7 separate regions of the Homo sapiens genome follow, and all the other regions are linked to region 3. Evidence: chromatin loops called from intact Hi-C (ENCODE). Cell type or tissue: chondrocyte. All regions are shown on one strand. Region 1 overlaps ADCY2 (adenylate cyclase 2). Region 2 overlaps ADCY2 (adenylate cyclase 2). Region 3 holds the start of LOC102724943 (splicing factor 3A subunit 2). Region 4 overlaps LINC02142 (long intergenic non-protein coding RNA 2142). Region 5 overlaps ADCY2 (adenylate cyclase 2). Region 6 overlaps ADCY2 (adenylate cyclase 2). Region 7 overlaps LOC105374641 (a long non-coding RNA gene).

Region 1 (4,000 bases), 990 kb before region 3:
GAAAAATGTCAGTTAATTAAATCACCCTGGGGGATGTGTTGGGTCTCTGATCACAGCTATGATGAAAGTTATCATTTATTCAGCTGATTTATGTGGCAAGCGATCAACACATCTCCTAACCCTTTTAACACTGCATTAGCAGATTACAAGAATACAGCCCAGGCCACAGACTTAGTTTGGCGCCTGAACTTACAAATACGGTGTCTGAAAATCTCAGGCACGAGGCTTGATGGCTTTGTGTGGTCTCGTCTGGTCTTGTGGGGGTTTTCTCCCACACGGAGAAGCTCCTTTTTTCCCTCCAAACAATTTTTAACGGTGTTAGAAACACATAATATAAAATGTGCCCTTTAAACCATTTTCAAGTGTACAGTTCAGTAGTGACAACCACATTCACATTGTTGTGTAACATCTCTAGGATTTTCAGTCTTACCAAATTGAAACTCTATACCCATGGAAAAACAACTCCCCGTTCCTCCCTCCTCCCAGCCCCCGGCAACCACCATTCCCCTTCCTGTTTCCATGACTGTGACTATTCTAAGACCTCCTATAAGTGGAACCATCTAGTAGTTCTCCTTTTGTGACTGGCTTATTTCTTTCAGCATAATGTCACCAGAGATCACGATGTTGTAGCATTATGCCAAGATTTCCTTCTTTTTTAAAGCTTGAATAAAACTCCATTGTATGGATCTATACTTTTTTTTATCCATTCATAAAATGGACACTGAGTTGCTTCACCTCTTGGCTGTTGTGAATATGCGGCTATACATATCGGGGTTGGGGAAACTTTTTTGATACAAGAAGGAATTGAGATCTTTGGGGAACGACAGCCAGCATTTGCTCCCCATTCACCATGGGGTCTCAGTGCATAAGCTCACCCATCTTGAGGGCCACCTTTCCAAGGATTCTCACCATATTCTCCCAGGTATGAGTGTGGAGCAGTACACAGAGTTCCACTGAACTGTGGGTGACATCAACTCTGCCTATGCAGATGCTGCGTGGGCATAATTTGCATACGTTATCTGATATGAGAAGCAGGAAGTAAAAGTCCTCCAGGGATTGACATTGTTATCTTCACACTAACGGGCCTGTGGTCCCAAGGCTATGTGTCTTGGAAACAAAACAAGGTGATGATTTCAAGAAATTCAGAAGAAGGAATAACATAAATTATGCCCTTTGATCGATACTACCAAGTTAACCTATTGGCAAACAAAGCTGGTGTGACATCAGTGAAATTCAAATTCAAATAAAGAATATTCCTGAACAGCACAAATAGGCTGCGCTTTCAGTTCTCTACTTCTTTCACATCTTATTTTTGTATTGTTCCTAAAATTATTGTTGCCCTAAGCATTGCTGTATGTTCAATGTTGATACAACAGTTGAATGATCGTCTAAACACAGGAGAGAGGAGTTGAGAAGGTTAAAGAATCAGCCATGGCCTAGCTTCAAACCTCTACTGCTGGGAAACTTGCGCAAATTAATGATCCTCTCTGAAATGGGGTCCCAGTTTCTTCCTCTCTGAAACGGGGATAATAACAGTACCTGCCTCCTCTGTCTTTGCAGAGGTTTAAACGAGTTAGAGAAGGTGCGTGCAACAGGACTTACAAGTGTTAGCTCTTCCTGTTATTTCAATGAAGAAAACACAATGTTTCTTAGAAACATTTTAGTGACCAAAATCCTATTTCCTTTATATCTATGTAAACAACAACAAAATCTCCTCCTCTCTACTCCTTTCCACCATGTTTTTTTTTTTCTTCCTTCCAGCTCCTGATAGGAAAAGATGAACAATGTTTGTGTACAGCGCACATGCCCCCCTGAGGGAGACGCAGGACCAGGTTCCGGGTTCACTTCTTGGGCTGATTTTCCTGCGCCCTCGTCTCATTTCTCTGAGTACCTACCAGGGAGCTTGAGCCACTGCTGCCCTCAGCCGCACAGGCTGCCCAGAGCTGGACTGCTGACTGGCGGCAGGGGGCGCCCTCGGCCCAGCTCTGCAGGACATCTGATCACCGGCAACAGAAGAACCAGATCTGTACTTGACGCTTCTACTTAAGAGCAGGTTTGGATAGGGGTTGGTGATGGCAGGAAATCTGTCATGCAGCAAGATGTCCCTTAATGCTCTGAACATGCAGCATCTTAGAGGGTCAGGTAGCCAGAGAACATCCACCCACGAATGGTTATCATTATTGTTTAATGCATGCTACTTCTAATAATACTAATATCACAAAACACAGTCAGATCTGTGTTCCGTAGAAGAAGGTTTTTTGTTTTGTTTTGTTTTGTTTTTTCTTTTTTTTTTTCCTGAGACGGAGTCTTGCTCTCTCACCACTCAGGCTGGAGTTCAATGGCACGATCTCTGCTCACTGCAACCTCCGCCTCCTAGGTTCAAGCGATTCTCCTGTCTCAGCCTCCTGAGTAGCTGAGTTTTTTTTGTTTGTTTGTTTTGTTTTTTGCCATTACCTTTAAACCGCAACTACTTTTGCACCAACCTATAATACAATATGAAGAGCCGAGCTTCAAATGAAATATTATGCTCATCTAGCTCAGATTCCATTAGATAATGGCATTTGGTTTGATTCTCACAAATTAAGACAGTATTTATATATTCACATCCAGATTGACTACAGTTAGTACCTTTAAGAGAAAATTATTAAAATCAATGCTCTTATATTTGTGAAATTATGATAATTTCTGTACACAGAAATTATCAATAGATATGATAATGAAAATGTTAACAGTAGAACATTTAAAAAGTTTATTACTTCAGGGGAAAATGTACATCTAGCTAAGATTGCATATCACTGTCAATTAGGTAAAATATTAGCTAGTTATTACACAGACAAATTTTTGAAATTACAAAATTAAAACAAGTTACTGTGTTTGAAGATTTAGAAAAATACGTGGTGATAATCTTGTCAAATATGCTAATCTAATAGGAATATGTTATATTCTGCTCATAGGCTAGTAACTTACTAAAACAGACCCGGGCAGATATGCAGGAATTTTTTTCTGTTCGTGTGACATGCCAGGCAAAATGACGAATCGGCAGCACTTGCAGCTACTTACTAGACGCATGGGGGTTTGGCAGACATGGGTTTGGCACAACAGGTTCAGGATGCGCTTGGTTCAATTATTCACCCATGCATTTTCCATGCATACCTCAAAGTTCTCCCTCACAATTGTTTTAAAACTTATGCCAAATGTGTTGTTCCAGAGGTCAGGGAGACAGGCGGTATCTTTCCTTGTCACCAAGCAGTGACAAGGTAAGTAAACCTGTTCTGAAGTGTAAAAATTGGTAGGCATTGCTGCTGGCAAGGACAAGAAAGTAGAAGAGAACAGAGAGGTGACAGTTGCAATGACAGGGATGAAAGAGGAAGTGGAGGATCAAGCTGGTGGGGGGAGCAGAAGAAACCAATGATGGGGATAAGAGGAGAAACAGGACTAAGATTCTAAAATGGAAGGAACCTGATTAAGAAAAATGGAGACCCTTGATTCAGTGTGTAGCTCTGTAGAAAAATTACAACTTGGCTCTTGATATGATCATTGGCTTCAGTTTATCCTGTTTTTGATTAAGTATTAAAGGCTCTGGTGGAAAAATGTTTATCAAAATTCCGACCATCCTAATTAAATGTTATAAATGACAACATCTCAAAAAATATTTTGGCCTTTATTTGGAAGATACTATTCAACTGAAAATGAGAAAATGCCTGCTGTGAGCCCAGTCAGTGGAGTCATTTTCTTTGATCTTTGGTTTAACTCCTGGCATAATTTCAACCACATCTGTTTCCTCCCTTCCTTGATCATCTCACTGAACCCCATGATCGGCTCTTACTTACAGTGAGCTCACCGTGTACCTTCTAGAAATGCACTTGGATGTGAATATCACATTCATCCATTAACAAACAAGGGATTGATACTAAATGCAGTGGGAGATGTAATAAAAGAAGAAATATATAGGAAAATCCTAGCCAGGCACTGTGGCTCACGCCTGTAATCCCAGCACTTT
Region 2 (4,000 bases), 830 kb before region 3:
TATTTAATTTTAAGAAAAGCGAAGCTAGTATTGACTCATTCTTTAATAGTAACTCTATTGTTTTTAAATTTATTCCTACTTTATTTCAAAGAACTTGCACTGGGGTGTGATCAGGTGTTTGGGTACCTGTTGCAACGTGGTCATTATAAGGGAATAATTATAATTAGCTAATGAACAAAACCACTATCCCTTTGTAAACCACTTTGCCTTGAAGGACAAAGAAAACAGATTAAAAGGGGAAGGGAAGGCAAACCAATTTAGAATGATATACCAATATGTCAAATAATTGGCTTAGAGAAGCATGAACAGATAGCATTTAAAAGCAGGCTCTGGACTCTGTCCTTTGAAGCTGCCCTTGAGGCTCCGTTCTTCCTTAGACATAATCTTTCTTCCTGCTATGAAATAAGGTTCATGATGTTAGTCTAAGAGGCTAACGGGGCCAGCTCTTTACATAAGAGCTTTGGATATTTTTCTTCCATAATTTTATATCCTTTCTTTTGGATGAATGTTTCCCAAATATAGAAAATCCTACCCACCTGGTGACGTTTTATTTATTTGGTCATTTGTTCATCAAACATTTTATTGAGGACAAGACAGACAAGTCCCCTGCTCTCATCAAGATTTATGTTTTGGTTGGGGACAATAACAACAAATGCATAAACTCATTAATTAAGTCAATAACTAATTAAAGACTGCAATGTGCAAGGAAGGTGCTGTGGAGAGGGTCACACAAGAGTTCCTGGCTACTTACAAACTGGGACATTTCAGCAAAATACTGTTTATTGTTTCAAAAGCTAGAAAACATCTGGAGCTTTCTCTCGAATGGTATTTGAGCTTCTCAACTTCCTTTACTTTCAAAGGTTGACCTGGTACACATCTGCCCAACATCCCCCAAACCTTGGGGTCCTATGAGCTGCCTCTGGCTCTCTCTCATTCTCCACATCAGATTAGTTGGTGTATTTAGATATTTCAATGTGTGTGGCTCACATACTGAATACCTCCTACCACTTCCATCACTAATGCCCAGGTCCAAGCCACCATCACCTCTCGTCTGGATTTGCAGTGGCCTCTAAACTGCCCTTGAGGCCCTGTCCTTGTCTCCACCTGTCTCATCTCGGCACTGTAACCAGTGCCAGATTGGATGAAAGTCAGACCATGTCATTCTTTTACTCATAATTCTTCTCAAATCAACCCAGAGCAAAAGTCAGCGCCTTTAACACACTTCCCAAGCTATTTGTGGTCCACCCACGTCCACCTCTCCAATCTCAGGGCTGGCTTGCTTTTTCTTGTACTGTACACTGGTTTTCTTGCACTTTGTACCTAGAGTTCTCTTAACCCAAGTATCTGCATCCTTCAGTTCTCAGCTCAAATGACACTTTTACATCTCCTCTCTCCAGCTCTGTATAGCGTTTCCTGCTTTACTTTTCTTCTTACAGAAGTGTGACACTCTGTCATGTTATTTTTTTTTTCACGTTTGTCTATTGTCTCATCTTCCCCCAATTAGAATGTGTCATGAGAACAGAGTTTTTATCATTTGTATGTATAGCTTTCCCCAACATCTTGAAAAAGGACCTGGGGGCATTTAGCTAATCTATGTTGAATGGATATTTTTGAATGGATATGTATCTGTTTGGGTCAGTATTCCATAACAAGGACAGTCCCAGTCTCTTCTTTTTGAGTGAGTTTTAGCAGATTTTGGCTATTTTTTTTTTCTCATCCTATCCTTTCCTTCTTTCTCCTACGCTCCATCCCTGTTGGTAACAAAGTCCTGTGTGACATTACAGGAGGAGAGAAATGAATACGCTCATGGGGTTGGCAGAGGAAGATCCCAGACTCCACGCCTTTTCTGTTTGCATGCGAACGGCCTTGGCCAGGATCAAGCCAACAACCTCTTTAATTAAAACTCCTGCAAGACAAGTTCACTTTCTTGTCACATGTCCTGTTCATGAGCTAGTTTCACACTTTACACTGAAATAATATAGAGGTACTTTTGTGCGTGGGTTGTGTGTGGGTGTCTTTGGTGCTCTATATAATTAAAGTAGGATTTTCTCCATTGCCTAGTCCCAGATGAAGCCCAGAATTTTTGTTCAAATTTACTTCATTCTAAAACTTCACTCCTTCAAGGTTTTCCTCGATTTGCGCTCATCCCCCAGAGGGCGCTGGGCAGCTGCTTCCACAGCTCTCCCTCCTGCTATTGGTCCCCAAACCTATGTGCATTTTATCTCTCAGATATACAAGGTTTGGTGCCAAAAATATCTACCTATAAAACGTGAGTAACATAAAACCTCAAGCTATGCATTCTATCACATACAACATGGTAAATCGCACAATCCCAGGAGGAATTCTCTTTTTCCTTAAGTTTTGTCTTCTGAAGGAAATAAGTCATCCTTCATTACTATTTAATAGAGGTGCTGTAGTGGGCTGGGGGGTGCTTCATGTTCTACACAGTTAAAGGAGGGTTTTCTTCATTGCCTGGTACAAGATGAAGCCCAGTTTTTGTTCAAATTTAATTTATTCCAAAACTTCTCTCCTTCAGAATTTTCCTCTGTTTATGTTTATTGACAGGGTAACAGTTAACTGATGATTGTTTTGGCATCAATACCAACCTTGATTTCACAGTATGTTATCATTACACGGAAGGAAGGTCTTCCTTACTATTTTACTTATCTTATAGTTTTCTTATATATTCTCAAGACTTTTTATTTTTTGTAAATTTTACCATTTTTTTTTCCAGTTCCCCTAGTACAATAGGTAGGAAAGAATGGGCACTGCTGGGCATTACGTCTTCCCACTGGGAGTCTCCATTGCCATGTCTCCAGATTTTATTTTCTTTCAATCGAATTATATTTTATTTGCCTATAGGTGCTGAAACATTCTATTTTAATCTATTCCTCATTTAGTTCACCCATCATTATTAATAACAAAGTTTTTTTACTATAGAATCTTTTTTTATTCATCCAACGATATCAGCTTCCATCTGAAAGAAAACATTTCTAGAGTCTGTTTTCATAATATTTAAAAATGAATTCCAGATGAATTATATTTGAATTAAAAAGCAAAAATACACTAATAACTATTTAGGCGACCCTCTTTGTAATATTGGCAATGGGAGATACTTTTCTAAACAAGACTGAAACCTAAAGGCAATAAGAAGAAAGAGCCATATGTGCATACCGCATGTTTAAATTGAGTAGTGAATGCCACTGTAAACAAAGGCAAAAGAAAAATGGCAAGCTTGGATAAATATACTTGTGACACATATTAAAAGTAAAAGTTAAACATTCCTATTAAATATGTAACTTCTACAAATTGAAAAGGAAAACAATGCTATGGATAAGAAGATTGAAAAATTTACTTCAAAGACAAGGAAATCCAAATGGCCAGTAAATGTGTAAACAGAAACCCAGTCTCACCAGCAGCCAGGAAAATGCAAATAAATTAAAATGAAACACCATTTTTACTAGTCCTTGGCAAAAACTCAGAGGCATAATATCCAATGACTTCTAACCTAGGTGTGTTTGATTCTATGCGTGGATTGCCTTCCTGGGTTTTTGCCCAGAGCTGGAACATCTGGCTCTCCTGGTTTGAGGGCTCATGGCTGAGATGTGGTGCCCCACTTCTTCCCTCTAACTCTCTAGCCCTAGAGAGAGTATTATAGGAAGGATGGAGACTTATACAGTTGCTGTATAACCATCGACATGATCAAAATGAGTATTTTTAGTACTTTGAGGTAGACAGATAAGAGACATTAAATATTAGACCTAGTTTGAAAATGATCAAATTAAAATAAAAGGCCTCAGAAGACTCATTCATGGTAAGTAGCCCATGGATGGGAGGTGCCAACTTAAGTTTCCCGACTGTATGTTCACATCACCTGTCCTGTTCATGTGCAGAATCATAAATGTGATCATTACTTTCTTAAACTTTCTGATAGAACCTATGCTGAAAGGGTGGTGTTATACAAAAATTGCAAGAGTATCATCTTAGGAGTAGTAAGTTA
Region 3 (4,000 bases):
GTGAGGACTTGGGAAGCTTCCACTCATGGCAGGAGGCAAAGGGGGAGCAGGTGCCTCACCTGGCGAGAGAAGGAGCCCGAGAGAGGGAGGAGGTGCCAGGCTCTTTAAACAACCAGAACTTGCGTGAACTCGTAGTGAGAACTCATTACCACGAGGACAGCAGCAACCACTGAGGAGGCATCAGCCCTCATGAGCCAAACACCTCCCAGCAGGCCCACCTCCAGCATTGGTGGCCACATTTCAACATATGTGGAGGGGACAAAACATCTCAGCCCTATCTCCCACCCACCTCCATTATCTGACTCTTGCACATCCAGCCAACACTCCCCGTACCCAAGTCATTCCAGGGCCAGGAAGCAGGCAACTAGAGCCCCGCTACAGCCTGAAGCCCACAGAATGATTGGTGCTGGCAGATGCTAAGCTGCTCACCTCCCTGCAGAGGACACCCCCCATGCGGGCTGAGGCCTAACCCCTCCCCAGCCCCCGCCTCCTGTCTCCTGACCACCCTGACATGCCTGCTAGAGAAGAGGGCTACTGTGTAAGGACAAATCAGAGCAACTTGAGGATCAAGTTGCTGCCTCGTTCCCCAGCACCAATGCGGAGGCCTTGTGGGAAGGGTAGCCATGGAGCCAGTCCAGACTGGAAGACACAAGGCAAGTCCCGCCTGTCCAGACCTGCTGGTACCTCCCACCTGCAGGACGTGAAATCACAGCAAAAAGGAGACAAGGATTATTTTAAAGAGTGGAGAGAGAGGGCCCGGAGTGGTGGATCACGCCTGTAATCCCAGCACTTTGGGAGGCCAAGGTGGGCAGATCATGAGGTCAGGAGTTCGAGATCAGTCTGGCTGACATGGTGAAACTTTGTCTAAAGATACAAAAAATTAACCAGAAGTGGTGGTGCACGTCTGTAATCCCAGCTACTCGGGAGGCTGAGGCAGGAGAATCGATTGAACCCGGGAGGCAGAGGATGCAGTGAGCCGAGATCGTGCCATTGCAAACTGCAATCCAGCCTGGGCGACAGGGCAAGACTTCGTCTCAAAAAAAAAAAAAAAAAAAAAAGAGTGGAGAGAGAGAAAAGACAGTTTTGTGTTCTTTTGCACTGATAAAATAAGAAATATTTATTCTCTACCAATGTAGGTTTTGAGTGTCTACTTGTAGGGCATTTGCCAAAACTGCTGTTCTCTTAATATGGCCATAAACCTAACAACCAAAATAAGCCAGCTCCCAGGACCCATGGCTGGCTAGTTGGCTGCCCACTCCCAGCCTCGCCCATGTCCGGGAGGGATCCTCCTTGTCACCGGACATGGCCCCAGCTTCCCGACCTCACTCGCTCCACCCCACACAGCGCACTGGTTCCCTGAGGGAGAAGTGGCCTCAGGGTGGGGCTCCTGTAGAGTTCAGTGGCTGTTTTGCCCCTGGGGCTTCCAAGGCAGGTGTCTGGGACATTTCCCAGAGGCCCGCATGGCACCCAGCTGCTCCTCTGCAGCTGCCCTGGCCTCCAGGCTCCGGGGCCAGAGCCTCAGCCACCTCCTCAGCCCTTGGCGGTGACAGGGAAATGTCTGCTGGCGGTGAGCCAGGGGCACTCCAGTGAGTCAGTGCCCTGGGCAGCCAGACAGAGAGTGCCAGCGAGGGGAGAGGGAGGGAGGGAGCAGCAGAGGAGCAGGAAGTCCTAAAGGCTGCAGGCTTGGAGGGGAAGGTTGCGGTGAGAGGCATCTGCAAAGCACCAGGCAGTTTGCAAAGCGCCCTGCGCCAAGGCCTGCATCCAGGCCCCACCGCTCCAGGCAGTAGGTCTCATTCTCCAACCAGACAAAAGGGCCAGGCAGAGAATGCCACCGCCTCAGTTCACAAGCCCATCGGGGAGTGAGATGGAAACTGGACCCAGGACCTCCCCGCATAGACAGCTCTCTGCTCCTGTTTCCATTCCTGAGGTTCTGAGGCTGAGCCATAGGCAGATTCTGGGGAAGAACAGACCAGCATCCTCATGGGGCCCGGCTCCTCCACTCATCAAGCTCATGTCCGACATCGGGGACCCTAACGACAAAGCGGCCACCAATCCCCTGCCCACACCAGAATTGGCCCCAGAACTTGGTGCAGGTTTGCTGGGTGGCTGCGAGTCTGATTTCAGCAATTCTAGCAGACCCTCTGTGGGAACTGATGGACTCCCCTGGGGAGCAGGAGGGACCCCAAGACCCCCAAGGTGCAGCATCTGTAGTAGCTTCAACCTCATTGTCACTGTTAAAATTCTACAGATTTTTCTTTTCTTCAATAGAGCAAAAAATTGCAGCCTCATGTCCCTGGGCCTTTTTTAAACCTGAATACCTGGGGCTTTAAAAAATATTAATTCACAGCCTACCTTAGGTGGGGCTCCCCTCCCGCATGGAGTGACGTGCTGCCGGCTGCAGCAGGGAGGCTGGCAGGGTGGTTTGACCACAGAGAAACTCTGCAAGGCTGAGGCAACAGCGCCCCCTTCTTCTCAAGGGTGAGACTGCGCAGCACAGCCAGAAATGCAAGGGCCTGCACCGACATGCCAGGCCTGGCATGCGGGAGGGAGCCCTCAGCCAGACTCCACGTGGAGGGGGTGAGGGGTACGGCGTGCCCACCACGAACCCTGGGCCACCGTGCAGCGTTCCCTGCTGTGCAGGAGTGGATGGAGGCCTGGCTTACCTGAGAGGAGAGACAGACTCATCAGTAAGCACCCCATGCAGGAACTTAAGAACTGAAATGAAACAACACTGGCAATCATCTGTCTCATTGTGGCTCCAAGTCGCCTTGCTCCTGTGCTGATGAGCTAGCAGGCACTTTTAAAAAACCAAAGAGGGGCTGGGTATGGTGGCACACGGCACTTTGGGAGGCTGAGGAGGGAGGATCGCTTGAGCCCAAGAGTTCGAGACTACCCTGGACAACATGGCAAAACCCCGTCTCTACAAAAAACAATAATAATAATTAACTGGGCATGGTGGAACATGCCAGTAGTCCCAGCTACTCTGGAGGCTGAGATGAGAAGATTGCTTGAGCCTACGAGTATGAGGCTGCCATGAGCTGTGATCACACCACTGCACTCCAGAGCAAGAAGACCTTGTCTTAAAAAAAAAAAAAAAAAAAAAAAATCCAAGAAAATCATCCAGGATGGCAACACTTGAGTGACTTATGTTACAATTAAATGAAGGACCTTAGCATTGTATTAAGTTATATTAGACAGTGCTTGACTTAATGATTTTTCAATTTTATGATGGTGTGGAAGCCGTATGTGTTTAGGAGAAACCATACTTAGAGTACCCATACAACCATTCTGTTTTTATTTCAGTAAAGCATACAATACATTATGTGAGATTGTGTACCCATTAATCAACCTCTCTTCATCCCCCTACTCCCAATCCTTCCCAGCCCCTGGTAACACCAGTCCATTCTCTATCTTCAGAAGATCCACTTCAGCTCCCACATCCGAGAACATGCAGTATTTACCTTTCTGTTTGGCTTGTTTCACTTAACATAATGGCCTCCAGTTCTATCTGTGTTTCAAATGGCTGAAGAGTGTTCCACTGTGTATTTACACCACATTTTCTTTATCCATTCATCCACTGATGGGCACTTAGATTGATTCCACATCTTGGCTCTTGTCAATAGTGCTGCAAAAAACATGGAGTGCAGATGTCTCTTCAATAATTTTTTCTTTTGGATATATGCCCAATAGTGAGATTTCTGGATCACATGGTAGTTCTAGATCAGTAGGGACACTAAAGTTTATAACAATCTATTGTATGTTTCAAAATAGATAGAATAATTCCAATGTTTTTAGCATAAAGAAATATTTAAGGTGATAGATCTCCTGATTACTCTGATTTGACCTATACAAATTATATGAACATATTAAACTATCACATGTACTAAAATATGTACATATATTACATCAATTTTAATATTAATAAAATCAGCTTGTGTTAGATGATTTTGCCCAACTGGATGCAAATATAAGTGCTCTACGCATATGTAACATAGACATT
Region 4 (4,000 bases), 630 kb before region 3:
CTGTCACCTTGGGGGCCTGGACGCAGGAGGCGCTAGAGACCCGGCAGGAGCGTTGTGGGGGCGGATGTCACCAGGGACAGTGTCCCCTCCCGACACGCGTGGGAGCGGAGGCCGCTGGCCTTCGCCCTGGGGGCCGAAGGGGCTTCATTGCTTATCACCAAAGGAACCCACCCTTCTGGAAGTTTCCTCCTATTCGAGTGTGGTCCGGCCCAAAGAGCCCCCAAATCCCACCTCCTCCCCCAAAGCCTTACCCCAAGGAATCCAAGGCACAAGAGCCCTCCCTTCTCCTGCCACCAGCGAGCATCCCAGAGGGCAGCCCCAGAGGGCTGTTCCATGCACTTTTCATCTCTTCCAGGAGATGACCAGCTCTCAGGACTCAGCCTTGTCACCACCTAAGACCTCAGAACCTTCTCGAATGGCCCCATGCCCCGCCTCCCTGGCTGTCCTGTCCTCCTCGCTGGCAGAGGGCATGTAAGCTAGGTAGCTGCGTTACCCTGAGCACAGGGCCAGGCCGGGCACGGATCCTTCCAGAGGTTTTCATTTTAGCATCCGTCAGTGCCCACAGGGCCTAAGGATGAGGGCTCAGGAGCTGCACAGCTCACCCGCAGATCTCATAGACACCAGAGGCAGGGAGGTGGCCGAGGAGACTGGGCCCAGGGCTGCGTGCAGTACCTCAGGTCCGGCCCCACCAGGCTCCCTGGTCCCTGGACTTCCCTCCTTCTGAGGACCTGGAAACAAGGAGTGGAGGAGGAGGCAATGGGTGGGGGGGTGTCCCCCTGAAGCCTCCTGTAGGTCCCAAGGCTCACCTCCCACCGTGGGTCATCCTGCCCTAGCAGCAGAAAGAAATTCTCTTCCCTGCAGTGTTTATGGACTGCTGCCCCCACCCTGTCCTGCCTGCCCTCCACTCCAACACCCTCCTGTGACTGTAACCCAGGTAATTTCAACCTCAGACCCTCCCACCAAACCTCACTGGGCTGGATGCTTTGGGCTCGGTGCTTTGCTATGAACCTCAGGATGTGATTACTATACTCCCAGATTTTAGGTTTTTGAAGGTTCTGAGAGCAAGCTTCCATGACAGACAACACTGATGAATCCGCGGTATAAATATCCAGAACCCAATCCCTTCCAAGGAAACACGGTTGAGTGGGAAGCTGGACACGGTTTCTATTGTGTTGGTTCTGTCTTCCTCCGGCTGTGTGCTTGGTCTTTCTGGGGCGGGCAGAGTTGCACATTTCCAGTCCTTTCCTGTGCTAGCAACAGACTAATTATTCATCTTCTCTTCAATCTTTGCTGCTTCTTTACCCCTTGTATTGATACATGTTTGTCTTCACCCACTCAAGAAGGGAGAAAAAATAAATAATCCGTCATTTAGGTTTATGCGAAAAGAGCTGAAAAACTTATGAGGAAAAGGAAATGCTTAATTACTGTCTCCTTCTTCCTAGTGGGGAAGTGGAATCTTTTAAATATCCAGTATGTATACCATATATATGTTCTCTGTATGGTAAAGGCAGTCTTAAGACTTTTAAGAAATTTTGTTACAATGTAATGACATGGAGATTATTTTGCCCTTGATCTTTTTGAATTTTTTTTAATTCACTCATCCTTCCATTAGTTTATTAAACTAACATTATGTGCCTACCATGTGCTGGATGAAGGGGGCAGGGTGAAGGCGTGGGAAAGACAGGGATCCTGGGACCCTTGTAATAGTTTCCAATTTACTTTGAAAAGTAAGGCTACAAGAAGTGAAACAGGAACAAAAATCAACATTCCTACTCCTCCTTTCCTCCTGAACACTACAATTTAAATTTCATCATCATAGACACAGGACTTAGAAGGAAAATAATATAAAAATGAAGAATATGTCAGTGCTTCTCTGAGGCTTTGTTTGATCTTTGTTTTGTTTTGATGCTTATTTTTATGCGGGCTTCTGTCATTGCTTTATGTTTAATACCAAAAAAAGTGAAACAGTACAATCATTACAGTTTCTGTATTCATGTTTTAGAATCGATTGCACTAAGTATGCCTTTTAAAAAGTTCTCCACAAGTTTGTATTTCAAAAAGGAAAAAAAGAAAAAAAGAAACAAAATAATAACTTACAAGCCATATGAAGTAAAATGAAAAACGTCCTTTAGTACAAAGCCAGGAGCGTGAAATATGGACTCTTGAAACTAAAGGGACCCCAAAGGAGACCTCTGGTTCATTTCTGTGTCTCTGGGTAGCAGGGCTGCCACTCCAAGGGTAAGGCCTGGAGAGCAAGAGGTTCTCCCATATATTTACTCTGTAGCAATTTATTTGTTGCAAAAAGAAACCTGCTGGGGAATCTCTAACTGGGCCTGTGGGAGAAAAAATAAAAAGCAAACATCAGGAAGCAGAATTCCTCTTTCCTGTAACGCTAGAGGGCAGCCCTCTATCCTCATAACCCAGCAAGCAAGGCTGACTTTTTGGATCTGTGACTTGTGCAGCTGGTTTAAGGTTCTGCTGTCACCACCCTGAAATTCTTCAAAATTTTTGATCAAAAGGTTCTGCATGTCCGTTTTGCCCGCGGCCTTGCAAATTAGAAAGCCCATGCTGGTAACAGGTCACACTAAACAGCACTCCATTCTGGGCCTGCAGGCAGAGCCTACGGCAGGCCAGCCAAAGGAGAAGGCCTCCTCTGCCTGCGAACTCAAGCCCATCCCCTCCTAATGTGGTCACCTCTCAGGGATTACATACACACTAAGACACACCTAATCGATTATAAATCTAAGCAATCACGCTGCAGGATAGGTTTATGCATCAGTGGGTTTTGGTTTAAAAATAACCCATCTTCTAGCTCCTATTTCAAATCCAGTTAGATTAGCTCAGTCAATGACGCCGTCGTGTTCCTCTCAACATCCACAGGGCTCTGATTGATTAAATCAAGGCAGCCCAGCAAACTGCGCCAAGGTCAGAAGCGAACGTGTGCCAGCCAACCTGGGGCAGATTGTAGAGCTGAGCACAGAGTCTTTCCCTGTGTATTCATTTTTCTCTCTGGCAAATACATTACTAAAATTTATATAATAAAGTATGAACAGTATGTCAACAGATTCATTATCGCCATGAAATATGCTTTGTGTACCCAGATAACATTTACATTTTTATTGAACCAGAGTCTGGGAATACAGAATCCACCCAACCCAAGCCAGTTTATGGCTCTTAGAAGTCAAATTAACTCTTTCAGTTCATTTAAGTACTCCTTTGCAGTTCAGTTTCCAAAGCATCAACAAAACGTTGCTGACTGTAAGATTAATATGTTCATTTTCTTGTCCATCCAGTGCTGAATGGTCCCTACGTGCCTTTAAAAGACGCTTCTTAATTGGCTTATTTGATAAATTAAATTTTCAGGGACAATACCAGAATCAATATTTCAAAAAATCATCTGTAAAACCTGATTTGGAGTGACTTACTGAGATTTTTGGCCCTTAACATGTGAGAAGATGGTACTGGTATTTCAGAACAGACCTTTCACAAATGCCCACTGCCATGGAGAAGTTTAATCCTGGTACTCTTTTAAAATCCATTGACATGCTGCAACTCCTTCCATGAGCGCTGGGAGGAGTGACAATAGGTTAATGACTAATCAGTTCCAGCACGTCTACAGCCTTGTGAGAGATATCGATTTCTCGGCTCTTGCTCGGAGAACGTGATCTAAAAAGCAATGACTCCTGCCGCCATGGAGACGTGTGCTCAGGATCAGTTGCCTAGAGAGGTGCAGGAAGAGGGGCTTATTTAGCAAGCTTACGTAAATGGAAAGTTCACATACCTTGGCTTTTATTTTTATACCCTTGTTAGTGTCTCTTAAAATAGTCATTAAGGAGTAACTTAATTATGCTCTAAAATTTAAAAAAAAAATGTTTATTGAGGGACAAGACATGGCCTCTATGGAACCATGCCGAGATATAGTTCATGCATGTTTTTGTCCAATTTCACCTTTCTCATTCAATTCAACCAACATATGATTTTAAGCCACTTCACATGTTTT
Region 5 (4,000 bases), 1.1 Mb before region 3:
TGCCACTGCACTCCAGCCTGGGTGACAGAGCAAGACTCTGTCTCACAAAAGAAAAAAAAAAAAAAGAAAAAGAAAAAGAAAAATATGATTAAACACTGACAACTAATAGTACAAGTGGAGAAACACATCTCATTTGTGAAAGAGATGTAACATATTTTGGATTTAAATGACATTCAGGACATACCCATAGCAAAGGAAGAAAATGGCTTTAAATATTCAGATTTCTTTTTAAAGTTGAAATTTGTATGTAAGAGAGCGTTAAAAACCATTCAGATAGAATTTGCTGCCTGAACTGCTCTTATATAAACTGACTCTCAGAAGAAGCAAAATGTGTTGCCAAGAAAACCATAAAATGGTCAAAGAAGCTCTTAGAACTCTGAATGGTTGCAAGTAACTGCACACATCGCAACCAAGCTGTGTGTTGACTTGATGGCTTAAAACACACATTTAAAAAAACAACAATTTGTAAAAGGCAAGTCATGAAACATGCTAAAAAAAATCAACTTAAAGTCTGTTAAAAATTTAGAAATCAGGAAGCCTTTGTTTTCAACCAAGTAAACGTTACTTTTTTTTTTTTTTTTTTTTTTTTTTTTTTGGTGACAGCGTCTCTTTCTGTCACCCAGGCTGGATTGCAGTGGCACTATTATGGCTTGCTGCAGCCTCAACCTCTTGGGTTCAATCAATCCTTCCGCCTCAGCCTCCAAAGTAGCTAGGACTACAGGCGTGCGCCGCCAAGCTCAGCTAATTTATTTTTTGTAGAGATGGGGTCTCATCATGTTGCCCAGGCTGGTCTCAAACTCCTGGAATCAAGTGATCTTCCCACCTCAGCCTCCGAAAGTGCTGGGGTTACAGGCATGAGCCACTGCACCAGGCCTAAAGGTTATTTTTTAACAATATTATAAAGAAAGCTGGATTTTTTTTTCTCTAGGATTTGAACACAATCGGAAAAGCTGTCGCTGTTTCAGAACCTATGACACATTTGGTGTTCTTACAGCTTGTGGCCCCAGGAAGATGGAACTGTATTGCAACAATTCTAAGATCCACTTTTTTAAAGAAAATATTTTTACATCTCTGAAATATGGGTGTATCTTATAGTTAGTGGCAGGTCCCAGTTTAATTGGCAACAGCCCATAAAATAATGTAGCAGCTCTTAGTGGATGTCTCACAGTGAATCAGCAACGCAGGATGGCTCAAGGCTGTGCGTGCCGTGTTTGTAGACGCGACCTTGACTGAGTGCAGGTAGCCTAGGTCCAATCAAAGGGTTTTTTTTTTTCTAATTTGTTCAAAAGTGTCCTTCCTTCTGTCATCCAGTCTTGCAACGGGATGCATTTGTAATTGTTCTACTCCAACACTGAAAGGATCATCAATATCTCCTGACTTACTCCTTATTCCACATCTTTGCCACAACTGAAACCGAGACCTCTTTTGCAGAACGTACCCACTCGCAATTTGAAGTCGTTGAAGGAGTGCTTGTTGATGGCATCCAGCTTCCCTACCAGGGCAAAAGCAAACTCCACCATGGTGCCAATGTGCATGTACTGCCGCTCGGGCTCCTGAGAACAAACACACACAGGCAGATGGAAGTTAGAGCATCACAGCTGGAAACTGTTCCCCTTTGTCCCAAACCTGAGCTTTAGGCAGAAAGGAATGCAGGCAAATTCTAATGCTACAAGGCACTGCAAACATTCTATAAGAATCAAATCCCATCTCAAGGAAGCACTGTGTGGCCAAGGGGAGACGTTAGGTGCTAGAAGACACTGACTTCCGTGTCTCAGGCCCCCTCAGGCCAAACGCATCATGCGGGCTAAGGCTGACCACGGGGAACCTGTATCGTATTAGTCCAGAAATCACCAAGGGAAGCTGGCTTTGAGGAGGGGCTGGCGCCTTCTTCCCTCCTTTCCCCTCCACAGCCGGCCTTTGCCTTTCTCTGCGGGGCTCTGGCTCTGGTGGCCTGACCGCTAGGGGGTGCCCGCTCCTTGTCCTTGGGCTGCCAGTGGCGATTGCCCAGTGGGAGGTGCAGTGGAAAAAGAGAGCAGGGAGGAGGCTTGGGGCCTCGTTCCTCCTCTTCCCTGCTCACCGCAGGCTTTCCACAGGGGTCAGTCTTCTTCACGGAGGACAAGGGCTACTGCCCCGGGTGGCAGCTACTGTCTCTGCACTGCAGCTCTCTCTAGTTCTGGGAACATCCCCCTCCTTTTGCCCTCTTAGGCCTTGAAATGGAGGATTTTAGGCTAAATTGTGTCCCTCCAAGTTCATATGTTAAAGTCCTAACCCCAGTCTCTCAGGATATGACCATATTTGGAGATAGGGTCTTTAAAGGGGTGATTAAGATAAAATGAGCTTATAAGGGTGGGCCCTAATCCAATATGACTGGTGTCCTTTTAAGAAGAGGCAGTTAGGACCCAGTCACCCACAAAGGGAAGGCCGTGTGAAGACACAAGGAGAGGAAGGAAAGAGGCCCGACAGGGGGAGAAGAGAGGCCTCAGGAGAGACCAACCTTGCTGACGACTTGATCTTTGGTTTCCAGTCTCCAGAACAGCGAGGCAATTAACTTCTGTGGTTTAAGTCCCCCGTTTGCAGTACTTTGTTATGGCAGCCTTAGCAAACTAATATGGAGGGTAACAATTTCCTCATTTACTCGTCCTTGAGGGCTGTGTCATCCCACGAGGAGGAGGGAATTACAGAGCTGAAGGAGAGAAGTCCTGAAGATTTCCCAGTGGGAAGAAGTGAACATTTCTATGCAGATTTCCTATTAATTTCTGTTTATCATTCCTGTTACCTGTTTATATTTAACATGAATTTGTAGCACTTACTATATTTATATTTGGAATTTCACCTTTTTAAAAGTTTCTATTTTTTGTTACATTATTAGTATATGCGTAGAATTCATTTAATTCCTTTAAATGTCCTGAAGGTTTCTGCTCCCCCAATACTTAACGATTCTGTGCACCAAAGTGGGGTGGAGCACGGTTTCTGTTCCAGCCTGCCTGCTGGGCTGCTGGGCCTTCGGGGTTTCAATGACATGCGGTCCCAGGCCTGCCGGGCATGGCTGCTTGGCCGAATGGATGTCCGTGTTAGCACGGAAGCCAGTGCCTTGTGTCTTTTCAAGTCGGCATCCCTCACTGGTTTGTGAGCTCCACCAGGGTAGAGACTTTGCTCTATTAATCTGTGTCTCCACAGCAGAATAAAGTCCCTGACAAAGAAGAAGAACTCAATAAATGCCTATTGAATAACTATACTTAGGTTGGCAGTGGGATCACCAAGAGGAAATGGCTGGGAGGAATGCAGACACGGACTGGTTAGGCTTTGGCGGAAGGTCAAAGCTGACCGCTGTGCATTCGAGAAGCACGCACCCAGGAAGGATCGTGAATGTGCCCACTACAGCAGGTGAGGGCTCCAAGGGAAGAAAGGAGAGTGGGATACCAGAGGGTTGAGCTGGCAATATGCCCTGGGCTAGGACATGGGTCGGGGGGAGGGGAACCAGCAAGGCACGCTGGAAAACAGCTGAGAGACCAGGAGAAATGGAACCTGGGGCTGCTGCGGGCCTTAGGCAGTGACTTCTGAGATGAGCGTTGGAGCCCAAAGGGAGCTAAATCAGAGATGAAGAAAGGTCCGGGGACAAAGAGGAGCCACCTGCTGACCTTGGGTCACTTTCCTTTACGGAAAGTGAAGAGAAAGCCCAACTCTCAGTGACTCAGAAGGGACGGGTGAGAAGATAGATGGAGACTGTAGACATAAGCACCTATTCAAGGTGACAGCAAGGTAGAGAAAAGCTGCTACTAAGGTGGTAGCTAAAGGGGAGAGGAAAATGAAGAAGGGGTTATTCATCTGCTCCACACAGTGTTTAATAAGGAGTGTGCATGGGGATTGCAGTAACGCAGGGTTTCTCAGCCTTGGCACCATGGACACTTGAACTGGGTTGAACTGGGTTATTCTCTGCTTTGCGGGCTGTCCTGCACATCACAGCGTGTTTAACACCATCCCTGGCCTCTGCCTACTGGAC
Region 6 (4,000 bases), 980 kb before region 3:
TAGCTGGCAATGGTGAGATGAAGGGGCTGCTATATGGGCCTAGGAAGGCACCTGAGGCAGAGGTGTCTAAGGAGATCCAACAAGTGAGAACATCAGGATGCCAGGCCCAGATGCAGAGGCTGGGAACCCGCCAGAATGCGGAGCAGGATGCCATGACTGTGAGCTGGATTCAGAGCTTCAAGTTCGGAAGGAGTCCAGTTGGGGTGAGAATGGGGGTGGAATGTTTTCTGAGCAGTGGTACCAGGAAACCGCACTTGGGTGCAACCCAACATTCCTTCAAGCAGATTGATATTAAATATTTATCTTGTGTTTTTCAAGTGCCTGAAGTAGTACAATGAACAAAATAGGGCTACAGTGAACTCACTGAAGATCTTTCCATCCACAAGAATAAAAGTAATAACGCAAAATGGGAATCCCGGCCAGCCAGCATGAGAGGAGTTGGTGGTGCAAAGGCGGGCTCTTCAGAGTTGGATTATGAAAGTTAGATGATAATTTCCAACAGAGGAGACAGCTGGAGGCACGTCAGAGTCAAGGAATCATGGCATATGTGAACAAGGCATTTTGACGCAGCGTGATGAAGGCCACTGACTCACATTCCTTCTCTCATCCACGTGATCATTGACACATAGAGTCTGTCCCCATGCTGGGACATTTGGAGAAGGTTCTGCAGGGGACACCTAACTCGGCTTGAGAAAGGTTGGCCTCCATGAGATGAGGGAGTGCTAACCAGAGCCGGATGAGAGGAGAAAGTAAGAAAGGACCCCATAAAAATGCTACAGTACAAGGAACTCTATATATTCAAGGGGAAACAGAAACAATTTAGAGGTCTCAGTGAGATCTTATATGATGGAGGCTAAGCTACGTGACACAGATTGTCAGTCCCACGGTGTAAAAAGAAGGGCTTGGTGCAGTTTCAAGGTATCTTGGAAGGTGCCCGGTGGCTGGGCCCACCCACGTGCACAAGAACTGAGACCTGGGCAATGTGGGGGTAGCAGGGAGCCAGCATGGGGCATGCCTCGGGTGGGAGTGAAGGGGCCGATGGAGGCGAGGGCTGGGCTTCTCACAGAAATAATGATCACAGAAAAGAAATGCCTGCCATGTGTTTGAGAACATGTCACTGAACAAATACCTGTACGATTTTTCTATCAACAGGAAAAAATCTGCAATTCATCATCACCATTTTTTTTGCCTATTTTGATATTTTTCTACCTTTTTATCAAGGCCAGTTGTAAAACAAGCAATCAATTTGATTTATTGGCATTACGCTTTCTGTGCAACAGAGAATGACAGAGGCAAAGCTCTTGGAAGAAAACATTAGCCAGGCTGACCTCTCTTCAGCTTCCTTTATGAAGTATTACATTTTATGTTATTTCTTCATACGGAGAACTGAAAGCTGGTATTAGAGCACAAATACTGTCTTTGGCATCGAAGTTTTCAGAAAGTTACCATACGTTAATAGAAGGCAAGTTTCGGGTATTGAGTACTCTTTAATAAACTCAGTATTTAATTCATAATAAATGCAAATCATTATAAAACCTTACACAACTGGGAAGCTATTAAGAAGCCAGGGAATGAGCACTTAGGAAGTGACAATGTTTCTCCACGACCACTGCGGAATATTTGTGATGAGCAGTTTTTGACTGAATTTGGATGGCAGAGTGCAGAGTGCACTTAAGCCTTCTTAAATTGGCTGTACACCAATATATTTGATGTTGCAAATTAAAAAATCCTTAAAGAATGATTTAAACAGTAAAAAAGGACCTATTATTAAAGTGAAAAGAATTCCTTCTTGATTTTTTTCATGGATTACATCCAAGGAGGAGGAATTGCAGCTGGCCACTAGAGGGAGCCTCATTCACGGATCTTATGGAATCAAGTTTAGGAGGACCAAGTGTCGCCACGTCTAGGCTTCCTGGGCACTTTGACACCATCCAGGCTTCTTGTGAGGAGGAGGTAAGCACCAATGCATTTGTAGCATTGAAATCTTCCCTTTGTGATACCACGGAGTCAAAAAGAACTTTCTAGCATGTGGCCTGTGGAGGCCAGGGTCCTGGGAAGCTCCAGGGACGGGAGGGCAGGAGGAGCTGTGGGTGTCACCTTGACAGCTTACCGGGGCCTCAGGCTGGCCACAGGAGGAGCTATGAGAGGGGCAGCAGGGCGTGGGATTCCAGCGAGGCTGAAAGGGAGGCACCAGAGAGGAACAATGCTTTCCCACAGACGCAGCAGAGTTGTTCCTGAGATATTTTTTTCTGCCCCCAGCTCTATGTTTCTTTAATATAACAACTTAGAGAGTAGAATGAAAAAAAGTCAGCCTGATACCCTAAATATACCACATGCCCCCATATCCAAGACCAGATTCCCTGGGATAGAAAATGATAAATATGGCTAGTTAGTCACAATGATCTGAACTGACTTAATTAGAACTAGGTTGGGATTTCCAATGGAACCACCAATGATGGTTCCTGTTTTGGAAACCTGAGACATGGGCTTCAGGAGATTTGTGGGGGCAAGGAAGAGAGCAGGGGAGCCTGTGTGCCTTTCCACCTGAGGGATGATTCCGGGAACATAGAAAACCAGGCTTCTTTCTACAATAAGCGTTTTCAAACTTTGCCAAAGAGTTCCATCAGGGCCTTTCGGAGTGGATTCATATTAACCAAGGGTCTTCCCTCCTCTATACAACCCACAATGTCTTCAGGGGGTTTCAGAGAATCGAGATGCTATGTGTGCATTTGGGTAAAGCAGAAGCCACAGTCCCATTTTTGGAAGAGCTTTCAATACAATTTGAAACATCTAAACTATCAAACAGTAAACAAAATCCACACAAGTTTGCAAAGGTATAAGGCACAGAGGACAAAGTGCTTACAGTCGACTGCGGAAAGGCAGAGACAAGCTTTGGAATCTTAACCACCCTTGGCCAAAGCCTTTCAGCACATCAGACTGGAATGCAATGGACAGCGTGGGGGTCAGGACTGCCACTTTTCAGAGCTTTTGAAGGGAGGACGAGGATTCTAAGAGGCCACTATCGCGCTGTCCTGATGTTGTTGCTAGCAGTAGTAGTGTGTTTTATGAAAAGCAAAACAACATTGCAATAAAGCCACAGATGCAAACTATAAACGCATGCAGAATGAGAAAAAATTCTTTCATAGAAGCCACAATACTCCTGAGAGGTAACAGACAGGCCACAAACCTCAGGAGGCTTCCTTGGCGGTGTCATCTAAATGCGTTGTTACAGTCTAACCAGCAGAAGAAATCATAATTTTGACAATGTGAAAATATCTAGACTGTAGTCTGTAACTGCAGAACTCATATAAAATGCATCCATTGAAAAATATTTTAAAGAACATTTCTATTTATTTTTTATAATAGGTTATTAATTATCATGTAAAAATTTTTATTAAAAAAATCTCTGAAGCTTCTCTTGAGAATGCCCATGGGGGCAAGGAAGAGAGCTGCTGAGAAGCTCAGAGTGGCCTCTCTGTCCCAGGTCATCTCCATTGAACAAAACGAAACAGTGGCTTATCTTCAGGGCCTTCTATCCCATTGTTTGCATCCTTACGATGCTCTCATAGACTCATGGCCAGCTAGCAACACTTGCTTTAGACTTTCAATTTTAGGTTTAATCTGTATATCCAGAACTAGCATTTAAACCTGATTGGCTTAAATTAAACACTAATAAAAGATATTTTAACGTATGCTTTCTTCAACTACTCCAACATTTTATAGCTTGAAAGTGGATGTAGCAATGTATTAGGTTTACTTTTTTTTTTAAATTTTACTTTAAGTTCTGGGATACAGGTGCTGAATGTGCAGGTTTGTTACATAGGCATACATGTGCCATGGTGGTTTGCTGCACCTATGAACCCATCATCTAGGTTTTATGCCCCGCATGCATTAGGTATTTGTCCTAATGCTATCCCTCCCCTTTTCCCCCACCCTCCAACAGGCCCCAGTGTGTGATGTTCCCCTCCCTGTGTCCATGTGTCCTCATTGTTCAACTCCC
Region 7 (4,000 bases), 71 kb before region 3:
TCAGAGTTCTTGAATTTCCTGAGTTTATTTTTCAAGTTGATAGGGAGACACATAATCTCTCTTGTGCAGGGATCAGTTTAGCCTGCCAGTAAGAAATTCTACTGTAAGATGGTGCACATGAAATCAAATGTCAATGTTCATCTGGAATCCTTAGGTCACATGGCCAAGTTCAAGAGGGAGCAGCCGGGATGAGCACAATCGCCCGGGGGAGCCCTCCCTCACCAGTTAGTGGCCCTGGTGGTGCCTTGCCCTCTTCCAGAAGATAACAGATGAGCTGAGCGATTCCTAAAAGTGATTTCACTACCTCTTTCTTATCTTATCCTGCAGTTGCTGGAAGAGCCGCTTTCCTGCCCCTTTAAAAAATAACCAGCTCAAACAATCCCGCAGTTAGAAACTTTCAGACCAATCACTATCTCCATTCATATCCTCAGCAAATCCAGCTGGTGTTATCTTTAATACACATCCAGAGCCTGCCTGCTTCTCAGCATCTCCACTGCTTCCACCATGGGCCAAGCCACTATTGTCCCCCACCTCCTTCCAGGAGCCCCTGCTCCCAGCCCTGACCCATGACAGCCAAGTCTCCCACCACAGCAGCTGCAGAGATCCTGTTAAAATATGGAGATAATTCTACCACTCCTCTGCTGAAAAACTTCCAGTGGCTTCTGTTTTCCTCACAGTAAAAGTTAGTGTTCCTCTAATGGTCTACAAGGATTCTTAAGTCCTGTTGACAACGCAAACATATACATATGCATGCAGAAATATGCCTATGGACACACTGCACACACGTGCACATGTTCTCATAGTTGCATTGTTTATAATACAACTATGCTTGCCATGCTGCAGTATAAGCTATGCATTATAAACTATATTTATAATGCATAAATGCTTGTGTTCACATCCATGTGCACGTAGCCATGTTCACATGTGCACACACACGCATACACTCACACAGGTGCACATATGCATACACATGCCTCCACTCACACACCTGCACAACTGCTTGTACACACATTTACATGCATTTACGTAAATGTGCACACATGCATACACACATTGTCATACATGCACATACATGCACATATTCACACACACATGCACACACTCTTCAGGCCTGCTACCTCTGTGACCTCATCTCTCCCATGTTCACTACACCCCAGTCACTCTGGCTCTCTTGCTTACCTTTGTAACACCAGGAATGCTCCCACCACAGGGCCTTGGTACGTGCTTCTCCCTCACTGCTGTCAGGCCTATATGTCCAGGAGTCTTTCCCTGCCCCCACGGAGTCTACACTGAAACTTTCCATGCACTCCCAACCACTTCCTTTGTTTCATTTCCCACCTTAGCAGTCATCACCACCCACATCTGTGCATTGCACTTATTTGTTGAGTTGACATGTCTCCTCTGGCAAGAATGCAAGCCCTTGGGGGGCAAGGATTTTGGTCTTCTTTACTGCTTACTGAATGCTCACTCTTACACTCTGTGGTGTTGACTAAAATATTGTCTTATAGCCACAAATTCACCCTTCAATGCCTGTTTGTGATCCTGGCTCTGGGTCCTGCAAACGTTCCTCCTTCACCCGCTGGTGCGGTGCTGAGTTTTGTCAGCAGAGGGCGCTGGAGGACACTGCGGGAGCCAGATTTCCCTCTCAATTTTGATGGGCTACAGACCCTTCTTGGCCTGCTGATCTCCAGCCCATTTATCCATCCCATCCCATCTTCACCCTCCGTGGCTCATTCCAGAGATGGTGACCTAAGGCAGGTAAATCAGATAAAGCGAACATGGCACACTTCCCAGAACTGTAGAAATGCAGCATATAATTACTGTCCACACTGAAAAGAAAAGGTCACCCCCAAAAAATAACAGTTATACAAATATAAATATAACCATTAATATTGGTTAGCACTGGGTGTGGAACTGAGAGAAGAGGATGATTCTTATTTTTGTCAGAATATATCTATATTTCTCTGATGGTTTACCAGGAGCAGTTGCTCTGTCTGGCCACAGCCATGAAAGTGCACTGTTGTCTTTTACACTCAGACTTTGGGTCCAGCTGTGTTTGCAGCACCCCAGCCCCCATAGCAGCTGCCAATCTGGGGGAGATGGAGGTGAGTGAGCACTGCTGCCTTAGGGCCCAGGCCCCCTGGGTTTCCATAAGCAATCCCCAGCCTCCCTGACTCCAGCCAGCTCCAGGCACACTCCTCAGGCCACGCTGCGAAGGTGGGTGCAAAAGTCCTCAGTCACCTGCCACACCAAGTGCCACACAGCCAGACCCACCCAGCACAAGGCAGAGACACACCAGCCACTCATTGCCATGGGCCACGTTGTCCTCAACTTTGTCCAAACACCACACACACACTCACCCCCTCTCTAGAGTCATTTGCCTTTTGCTTCACATCCTTTCTTCTCTGCACTGCTGCCTCTGAGAAACGCTGAGTCCTTCTTCAGTCCATGTTTTCTGTATCTAGAGGCTTCCCTTGGTAGGCAAGTAGGGCAAAGAGCTGGGAAGCATGGCAGTATGCCAAGGTTTTCAGTATTTAAAGACCAGGGTCAGGTCAAGATGGCCAAGGGGTATCCTGGACATTGTCCAGTGGTCATGGCCCAATCTCCTTCAAATTACAACACAAATATAGCTATATAAGTGATTAAAAATTTAAGGAAGTCATAGCCATGGAATTTTTTAATTCTTCAATAAAAGTATTCTCAACAGTATCACTTTTTGGAAAGGATAACTCAATAGCTCCATATACTTAAATATCATCTACATGAGGCTTTTCTTTTCAACCCATCACACAAAGAATTGCTCCTGGCCAAAACTTCCTAGGCCTTGTCTAATGGTACCTGCGTCATCATGCTCTTACGTCAGAATACCAGGAAATTGAATTTTAGACCTGGTGTATTGTCACAAGAGAAATGTTAGCTACAGATGAGGATGTTCAGAGAAAGTGGTGCCTCTGGGGCTTTGACAGTTTGCAAACAAGATTTTTCAACTTATCTTTAAAGAAAAATTTTCTAGCACCAGAACAGCCTGGGTAAGAAGTTCAGAGAGTTCCAGGAGCTCCCAGAATGAGGGGCCACATCCTGCAGCATCCGCATCACACAGGGACATGGAACCACCTTCATCTCCCTCTTGAGGAATCTTGAAATAGTCCAGGCAGAATACAGCAAGCCTCAGAAGGCTATTTTCAATTTATATATATTATATATAATATTTATTTATAAAATATTATATATAATATATATAAATAAAATATATATTATATATTATATATAATATATAAATAAAATATATATTATATAATATTATATATCATATATTATATATAATCTATATATGTGTCACAGATTTGGGAAATCTGATCTAAATAGAAATAAGATGTCTTAAGTGACTTATGCCAGGTCTTCGCTTGCAAAGACTCAAAACCAACTAAATATCACCTTCATTCAATTGCTGACATGCAAAGGCCAACATATGCTGATTAAACAACCCCCAAAATATAATTAATAAATTGAACTAAGTGGTGTAGACAGGTGCGTTAGTCCATTTTGCATTGCTATAAAGGAATACCTGAGACTGGGTAATTTATAGAGAAAAGAGGTTTATTTGGCTCACGGTTCTGCAGGCTGTACAAGCCGGGCACAAACATCTGTTCGTCTTCTGGTGTGGAAGCTTTTACTCAGGGCAGAAGGCAAAGGGGAAGCTGGCGTGTCACATGGCAAGAGAGGGAGCAAGAGAAATACCAGGCTCTTTTAAACAACCAGCTCTTGAATGAATTAAGAATGAGAACTCATTCATTACTGGGAGGACAGCACCAAGCCACTCATATGAGATCCACTCCAATGACCTATGATTAATTTTGAATAAAATTGTACATTTTATAAAATTATTGGTCAATATTCCAAAAGGGACTCTACAGTGCTTTGCTTCTAATTCCCCGTCTGCACCCCAGCATGAATACAAAAGATAGCATACTGAAGGAACATCTCCAGTCTTGGAGTCCTA

The links. Peaks named below come from ENCODE experiments on the same cell type or tissue, not always from the same donor. Only the 100,000 strongest peaks of a DNase experiment are listed, where the experiment ranks them.
Region 1: a loop joins it to region 3, with 12 times the contacts of the local background. A loop is called at or near these places in 61 of 110 quality-filtered maps.
Region 2: it touches region 3 in a loop (5-fold over the local background); 3 of 110 quality-filtered maps call a loop at or near these places.
Region 4: it touches region 3 in a loop (9-fold over the local background); 37 of 110 quality-filtered maps call a loop at or near these places.
Region 5: a loop joins it to region 3, with 4 times the contacts of the local background. A loop is called at or near these places in 20 of 110 quality-filtered maps.
Region 6: it touches region 3 in a loop (6-fold over the local background); 61 of 110 quality-filtered maps call a loop at or near these places.
Region 7: a loop joins it to region 3, with 10 times the contacts of the local background. A loop is called at or near these places in 29 of 110 quality-filtered maps.

What each region holds. Positions count from the first base shown.
Region 1 is chr5:7,753,157-7,757,156 of GRCh38, reverse strand. All of the region lies in intron 15 of ADCY2 (adenylate cyclase 2), which reads right to left. Among named protein-coding and RNA genes, the nearest start is that of CFAP90, 96 kb to the left of the region's middle. In chondrocyte, CTCF peaks have their summits at 1,754 and 1,969 (motif pointing right); no DNase peak of the experiment used is centred here.
Region 2 is chr5:7,591,274-7,595,273 of GRCh38, reverse strand. All of the region lies in intron 3 of ADCY2 (adenylate cyclase 2), which reads right to left. Among named protein-coding and RNA genes, the nearest start is that of ADCY2, 200 kb to the right of the region's middle. In chondrocyte, CTCF peaks have their summits at 1,946 and 2,152 (motif pointing right); no DNase peak of the experiment used is centred here.
Region 3 is chr5:6,764,334-6,768,333 of GRCh38, reverse strand. LOC107986401 (a long non-coding RNA gene) reads right to left here. Exons shown (of 2, transcript XR_007058681.1): 2 at 3,273-4,000. LOC102724943 (splicing factor 3A subunit 2) reads right to left here and starts at 2,022. Exons shown (of 5, transcript XR_007059141.1): 1 at 1,971-2,022. RefSeq lists an enhancer at 2,324-2,618. In chondrocyte, CTCF peaks have their summits at 2,243 and 2,459; a DNase peak (open chromatin) is centred at 1,589.
Region 4 is chr5:7,391,010-7,395,009 of GRCh38, reverse strand. It overlaps LINC02142 (long intergenic non-protein coding RNA 2142), which reads right to left. Exons shown (of 4, transcript NR_183263.1): 4 at 3,106-3,719. It overlaps LOC107986403 (a long non-coding RNA gene), which reads left to right. Exons shown (of 2, transcript XR_001742597.2): 1 at 1-934; 2 at 1,036-4,000. Among named protein-coding and RNA genes, the nearest start is that of ADCY2, 3.1 kb to the left of the region's middle. RefSeq lists an enhancer at 1-322. In chondrocyte, CTCF peaks have their summits at 2,181, 2,399 (motif pointing right) and 3,661; no DNase peak of the experiment used is centred here.
Region 5 is chr5:7,814,419-7,818,418 of GRCh38, reverse strand. ADCY2 (adenylate cyclase 2) reads right to left here. Exons shown (of 25, transcript NM_020546.3): 23 at 1,439-1,553. Among named protein-coding and RNA genes, the nearest start is that of CFAP90, 35 kb to the left of the region's middle. RefSeq lists enhancers at 989-1,716, 1,717-2,445, 2,682-3,219 and a silencer at 3,289-3,583. In chondrocyte, CTCF peaks have their summits at 1,747 and 1,951 (motif pointing right); a DNase peak (open chromatin) is centred at 2,003.
Region 6 is chr5:7,744,158-7,748,157 of GRCh38, reverse strand. The region is part of intron 15 of ADCY2 (adenylate cyclase 2); the gene reads right to left. Among named protein-coding and RNA genes, the nearest start is that of CFAP90, 100 kb to the left of the region's middle. In chondrocyte, CTCF peaks have their summits at 1,624 and 1,845 (motif pointing right); a DNase peak (open chromatin) is centred at 2,116.
Region 7 is chr5:6,835,314-6,839,313 of GRCh38, reverse strand. LOC105374641 (a long non-coding RNA gene) reads right to left here. Exons shown (of 3, transcript XR_925740.3): 3 at 3,580-4,000. Among named protein-coding and RNA genes, the nearest start is that of MIR4278, 9.4 kb to the right of the region's middle. In chondrocyte, CTCF peaks have their summits at 1,389 and 1,614 (motif pointing right); no DNase peak of the experiment used is centred here.